Regions from separate parts of the Homo sapiens genome. Here region 1 is linked to region 2. The links are chromatin loops, found by intact Hi-C in ENCODE. Cell type or tissue: IMR-90. All regions are shown on one strand. Each heading gives the region's core, and the rest is flanking DNA. Links, peaks and the distances in the headings are about the cores only.

Region 1 (2,918 bases), core at 120-2,619, 720 kb after region 2:
AGGATTAGGTATGTTCAAGATGGTGGTTCCATCTTCCCTTCTTTGCCAGCCAGGTGTACTGTAAAGGAGCAGACAAGATGGCGCTAATCAACTGGAAAGCCCAGTTGCATAAAAAGATTAGGCTTCCCTGCGCACCATGCAAACGTCATATCTGATCAAACCAATCTATGAGCTCTATGTAAATCAGACACCACTTCCTCAAACTGGACTATAAAACTCGATGGATTCACCACCAGCTGGTCTTTTCCGCTTGGAGACCCCTTCCTCTATAGAGGAAGCTGTTTCTCTTTGTCTTCTCTCCTACCCATTAAACCTCTGCTCCTAAACTCCTCATGTGTGTCCATATCCTAAATTTTCCTGGCACGTGACAACAAACCCCAGTGTATACACACCCCAGACAACATAGCCACTTCAAAATGGGGGCTCGTCTGGGATACCAATGTATAACATTCATCAAAATGATGAGAGTAGAGGAGAGGACTCCAACTCTGTCCTTTTATTCTGAGGCTTTTGGCCTTCATTTTAGAACCAAATAAAACCAATTACTGGAATCCCTTCAGCCATTTAAAAATGATTAGCATGAATGCCAGCCTTACAAGATTCGGGAACAGGCTTGCTCGGAAGAACATGGAGAATTCTCCAATACCCAAGGGTTGCTGGGCATATTGGCTATGTTTAAACCAGCTTCTTTTCATGAAGGACTTAGCCGTCACGTGGGACTGGAAGAAGTCCTGTGGCAACTGAGGATTTCTGGCCAGGGGTCCCGCCAGTGTTATCCAAAGACTTCTGGACTCACCCCAGCCTCTGACCGCCCCAATGGGGTGTCAACAACAGGATCTCCCACTTTCCTATCATAATTTCTTCCTTTTCTGTCCGCAATCGTCGTACCTCTTATCCTCTCTGTGTATGCAATGTGTGGGAAGTTCTATAGTTCAGGGAAGTAATCTTGTTTGGCAAGATCAAAGAATGTAATAGTAACTGGAAATATACCTCAGGGGAAGGCATCTTTGTGATTTTCTAAGGACAGAGACCGTCCCCAACCCCCACCCTGCCGCCTGGACACTGAGCATCTCTCTTTGCCCTTGGTCTGGAAAGCACGTGGCATTTCCAGGTCTCTCTCCACCCTTGGTCTGGAGAGCACATGGTGTTTCAAGGTCAACAGCACCACCTAGTGGAATAGAGATCCTCTCCATGAGGCACATTGTCAGTCCTTTACTGAAACACCCTTGCTTCCCAATTCTCTTCCCTTTTTGCGCCTCTCTACTAAAAACCAGGCTTCGTGCTGCTTCTGTAAATGGGAAAATTCGGCCTTCAACGATTAGGGGTAAAATTCCCTCCAAAGCCAAATTTTAGTCTCAATACTGTCCCATCAGAAGGAAAATGGTCATTTGGTTGCTACATTCTTTTAAGGCACTTATTCTGCTTCTATTTAGAGTGGCACTTAATTAGAAAGGAGATTTTAAGTTCAGAAGTTAACCGGAACCATTCTCTAAGAGTAAACACTTCAGCACAGGCCATAATAGCAGGATATAGAGTTCAATCTAGCACACCCCCTTCATTAAAGGGGCCTTGACCAACTATTATGTAGCTTTTCTTGAGATCCATTTTTCAGGGAGCCAGGCAGGTCACAAAAGTCTAGGAAGTCAGAGAAATCACAGGCAGAGAACTAGAGCCAGTTGGGTGAGCGCGACTAACCCCAATGGCTTAGTTCCTCTGGTTCCATGGCTGGGGGGGGTCACACCTGCCACCATGAGTCACATGTTCAACAAGGTGCCAGGACCCAGGAACCATGGGGAGAAAACAGCAGGGGGGATGCCCCCACTGTCTTCCTCTCCATCCCAGGTCACACCAAAAGGAAGGAGACTAACGAGATGAATTTTTCTCACTTCTGTTTCTAGCTGGGTATCATCTTCAGCCTACACTCCCCTGGAGTGCATTCTGAAGCACTGCAACTCCTTTCACCCTGAAACTTTAGAGAAAAAGCGGCTCATTTTCTTTCGGACAAGGGCATGGTCTTCTTATCCTCTTGAACCAGCTTGGCCTGTGGAAAGGAGCCTTAATTTTAATATTATCCAACAATTAGATCTTTTTTGCAGACAGGAAGGCAAATGGCCCAAGGTGACTTCTGTACAGGTTTTGTTGTTGTTGTTGTTGTTGTTGTTTGCACTTTTTTTTACACAACCCAGTGTTGCTTGCCAAGGTCTGAGAGACAACCCAGACTTTGGCAAGCATTACAAAATCAACCTAGCTGTTTCAGTAGTCCTATCAGGCAGGCCTACAGAGAATGATTCTCCAAAGTTAGAGAAGCATCTGCCAGGGCAACAATCTGAGGATCCCCCTTATTTGGGGCCCTCTCAAGTTTCCTTCTTATTACAGGACCTTAGGCAAATAAAGGGAGACTTAGACCAATTTCTAACGACCCTGATAGGTATATAGAAGCTTCCAAAATTTAACTCAGGTATTTGACATGACAGGATGTTATGCTGCTCCTAAGTCAAACCCTAACCACAGCGGAGAAGCAAGCAGCTCTGTAGGCAGCAGAGAAATTTGGAGATGAGCAATATAGCTCCTAGAGTAGGACTAAAAGAAAAAGAGAAAAAAATGAAGGCAAAGAAGTAGGGAAAACATCGTTCCCAAGAGGAAGAGAGGCAGTACCTCTTGACAACCTTAACTGGTTTCTATGATAATTTTCCTTCTTTTGTGGCTTAAAATGGCTCCTAGGATTGCAACCCCTGCCTTTTTTTGTTTTCCATTTGCTTGGTAGATCTTCCTCCATCCTTTTATTTTGAGCCTATGTGTGTCTCTGCACGTGAGATGGGTTTCCTGAATACAACACACTGATGGGTCTTGACTCTTTATCCAATTTGCCAGTCTGTGTCTTTTAATTGGAGCATTTAGTCCATTTACATTTAAAGTTA
Region 2 (2,918 bases), core at 329-2,828:
AGACATTTTGTAACTAGGACACTTGCTTGGTAGAACATATGTTTTGATTATTTAAAAGAAGTAAAGCATGTCTTTCCACAGTAAACATTAATTGATCTCTAATGATCTGTTTTTGTTTGTTTGTTTGTTTGTTTTTTTGAGATGGAGTCTCGCTCTGTCGCCCAGGCTGGAGTGCAGTGGTGCGATCTCAGGTCACTATAAGCTCTGCCTCCCGGGTTCACGCCATTCACCTGCCTCCGCCTCCCGAGTAGCTGGGACTACAGGTGCCCACCACCAGGCCCGGCTATTTTTTATTTTTTTATTTTTTTATTTTTTAGTAGAGACTGGGTTTCACTGTGTTGGGCAGGATGGTCTCGATCTCCTGACCTCGTGAGCCACCCGCCTCGGCCTCCCAAAGTGCAGGGATTACAGGCGTGAGCCACTGCACCTGGTCTCTAATGATCTGTTTTGATTTAGTATTTCTTTTCATGTTATATCTTGGGCCCTGTAAGTTTTCACTGATGCTTAAACTTGGTCAGTGAAAATATCGTCACCATCTATATGTGCGGTGCAGCCTCCCACGTGAACATATGGGACAGCATCTTAGTGTTACCGGTGGTGCCTTATAAAAGTCTTATTTCTGCTCCCTCTTCTTACTCACAAGACTCCTTAACAGGCCATTGTATCTTCTAGAAGTGGGAAATGATAATGTTACTAGGGAAGCAAGAAAAAAGCAGCTTGGGCTTCTTTTAGCTGACCAGTCAGCTGGATATTGACCACCTGTCTTCATGGGAAAGAAATAGATGGCAGTGAATAAGCGAGAGTCTAGTTTTCCAAAGAAGCTCAATGATTTTCCCAAATCAATACAGCTCATCAGGCCTCAGAACAAAGGCTGCAGGGGAGGTGACAGTGATGGAAGTGGCTCTGTGTTCTTTTGTGTATTAAACCATAAGGCCCATGGGGAAACAAGGTTTCTTTAGCTGTGTGTGTGTGTGTGTGTGTGTGTGTGTGTGTGTGTGTGTGTGTGTGTGTGTTTAGGGCTTATTCTGTGTATTTAGGGGGAAAATCCTTTCAGATTTTTTTTTTAAAAAAGGATTTCCATAGATTGTATACCAATGACCAAATGTACTTTTGAAAGAGATAAGTACAGTCAAGTAAGAAAGATTATCATGTTTTAAAATGCAGAGTAGAACAGCATTTTTCCATTGCTTTTGTTATTGCTTAAGGTTTCATTTTTTGTTGTCGTTGTATGTGGATTGGGTTTAGATGAACCAAAAACAAGTCTGTGTTCAGATTAACCTCTGGCAAACCAAGAATCGTAACTACCCTCCCATAAACAAACCCTGTTCCTAATGCCCTGAAAATAACACCAAACCCTAATAGGAATGCTCAACTGTCATCTGAGAGGTTATAATTAACGCAGATAGAGTGATGCCAACATATTCCAGCCGCTGACAGAGAAGATCTATCCAAACCAGCAATTTTTAGCCCTTCAGTCCTTTAATCTTTAAGCTCACTGTGCTTTCATAAAGTAGTACATTAACACCAGAGCAGTGTGTCTCTGGGGTTTATGACTGGGGTGGCGGCACACTAGGGCATAAAGTGTTTCATTACACTTCCTTTTGTTAGTACTGCCCTATCTCCCAAGCTCCATTGCCATACACTATTTGTTCAGATAAAGCCCTATGTTCAGGGTGACTAATCGCAGCACTGTGTTCCAGATGGTTTGATTACAGGATGTGTTTAAAGTGACTCTTCAAACATTCAGCCCAGCGGTAGGGCTCTTTAAAAAAAAAACATACTGCATTTTATGGTCATGTGACAACACTTACTTTTCCTGTCCTAGTGCTCTATATATACTTGGCACAGGTAATGGGAAAGTCCCTCTGATTTTTGGCTGGCAGGTATTTTATGAGCAACCTTAGTTGTACATTTTAAATTTTCCCAAATAATTATATTTGAAGAAGGATCTGTCTGAAGGTTATAAGCTCCGAGGCTGGAACAGCGAAGCTTGTGCTATACAAGATTCAGCCTTTACAAAGTACCAGTATTGAATACCACAGAGTGACGACAACATAATAATGGGGGGAGGGAGTCCTGAACAAAGAAATGGTGATAAATCATACCTTGCACAATAGTCACGTTGTGTAAAAATGGAGGGTAATATGATATCTGAAATATATGAATTTTATCCTGTACTCATGAAATCAGCATATTGTGACATTTTGTCACCAATGTTTCACTAGAAAAAAATATATAAAAGGAAAGAAATGTGTAAACTTTCTTTTTTAAAGGCATATGGCATGAATGGGTTACCATTTGGTGTTATTCGAATGAGGTTTCTGTTTTCTGCCTGGATGCACATCAAATGCATCCAGATGTGGTAGTCTGAGAGAGTTCAAAAAAACTTCTGTCTGATTCCAAACTCAGCATTTGCGATGCTTGGCAAAGACTTCTGTCCCGGGGATGAGGCACTTTAAAGACTCTGAAGCAGTCTTTAAACTCAATACAAACAGAATTATGTCAATCCACTGGGAAATCAGGCATTTGCCCCGTTCTTGAGGAAACAGCTTCACAAATACCAGAAATAATAATTCATAAACCACATTTATAACATCTTGGGAGCAAAGCCTCTCCACAGAGAATGTCTATCATCTATAAAACTAGTGGGAGATTATGCTTATTGAAAAAGTATGGTAGTAATAAAAGGAAGTCACTGAGTAGGATTCAGTCTAGACTCTCTCTCTCGTCAGTCCTCGTGTAGTTAGTTCCTAGGTGTTTAATGAATTCTCACTATTAGGTAGCCACTGTGCCGCCAGGGGTTGTGGGTGCAGACACTGCTCCTATTTTCAAGGAGTGTCATCTAGTTGGAAGAGTTAGGCATACTGTGTATACAAGCAGAGTAAAATATTATGGGGGCCATGTATTACGGTAGGACA

What was found. Peaks named below come from ENCODE experiments on the same cell type or tissue, not always from the same donor. Only the 100,000 strongest peaks of a DNase experiment are listed, where the experiment ranks them.
Region 1: a loop joins it to region 2, with 4 times the contacts of the local background. A loop is called at or near these places in 6 of 110 quality-filtered maps.

Annotation. Positions count from the first base shown.
Region 1 is chr5:123,935,627-123,938,544 of GRCh38, reverse strand. No RefSeq gene overlaps it. Among named protein-coding and RNA genes, the nearest start is that of CSNK1G3, 420 kb to the right of the region's middle. In IMR-90, for the core only: a CTCF peak has its summit at 1,168 (motif pointing left); a DNase peak (open chromatin) is centred at 1,144.
Region 2 is chr5:124,654,895-124,657,812 of GRCh38, reverse strand. All of the region lies in intron 3 of ZNF608 (zinc finger protein 608), which reads left to right. Among named protein-coding and RNA genes, the nearest start is that of ZNF608, 90 kb to the left of the region's middle. In IMR-90, for the core only: no CTCF peak of the experiment used is centred there; a DNase peak (open chromatin) is centred at 1,702; H3K4me3 peaks cover 387 bases; H3K27ac peaks cover 1,485 bases.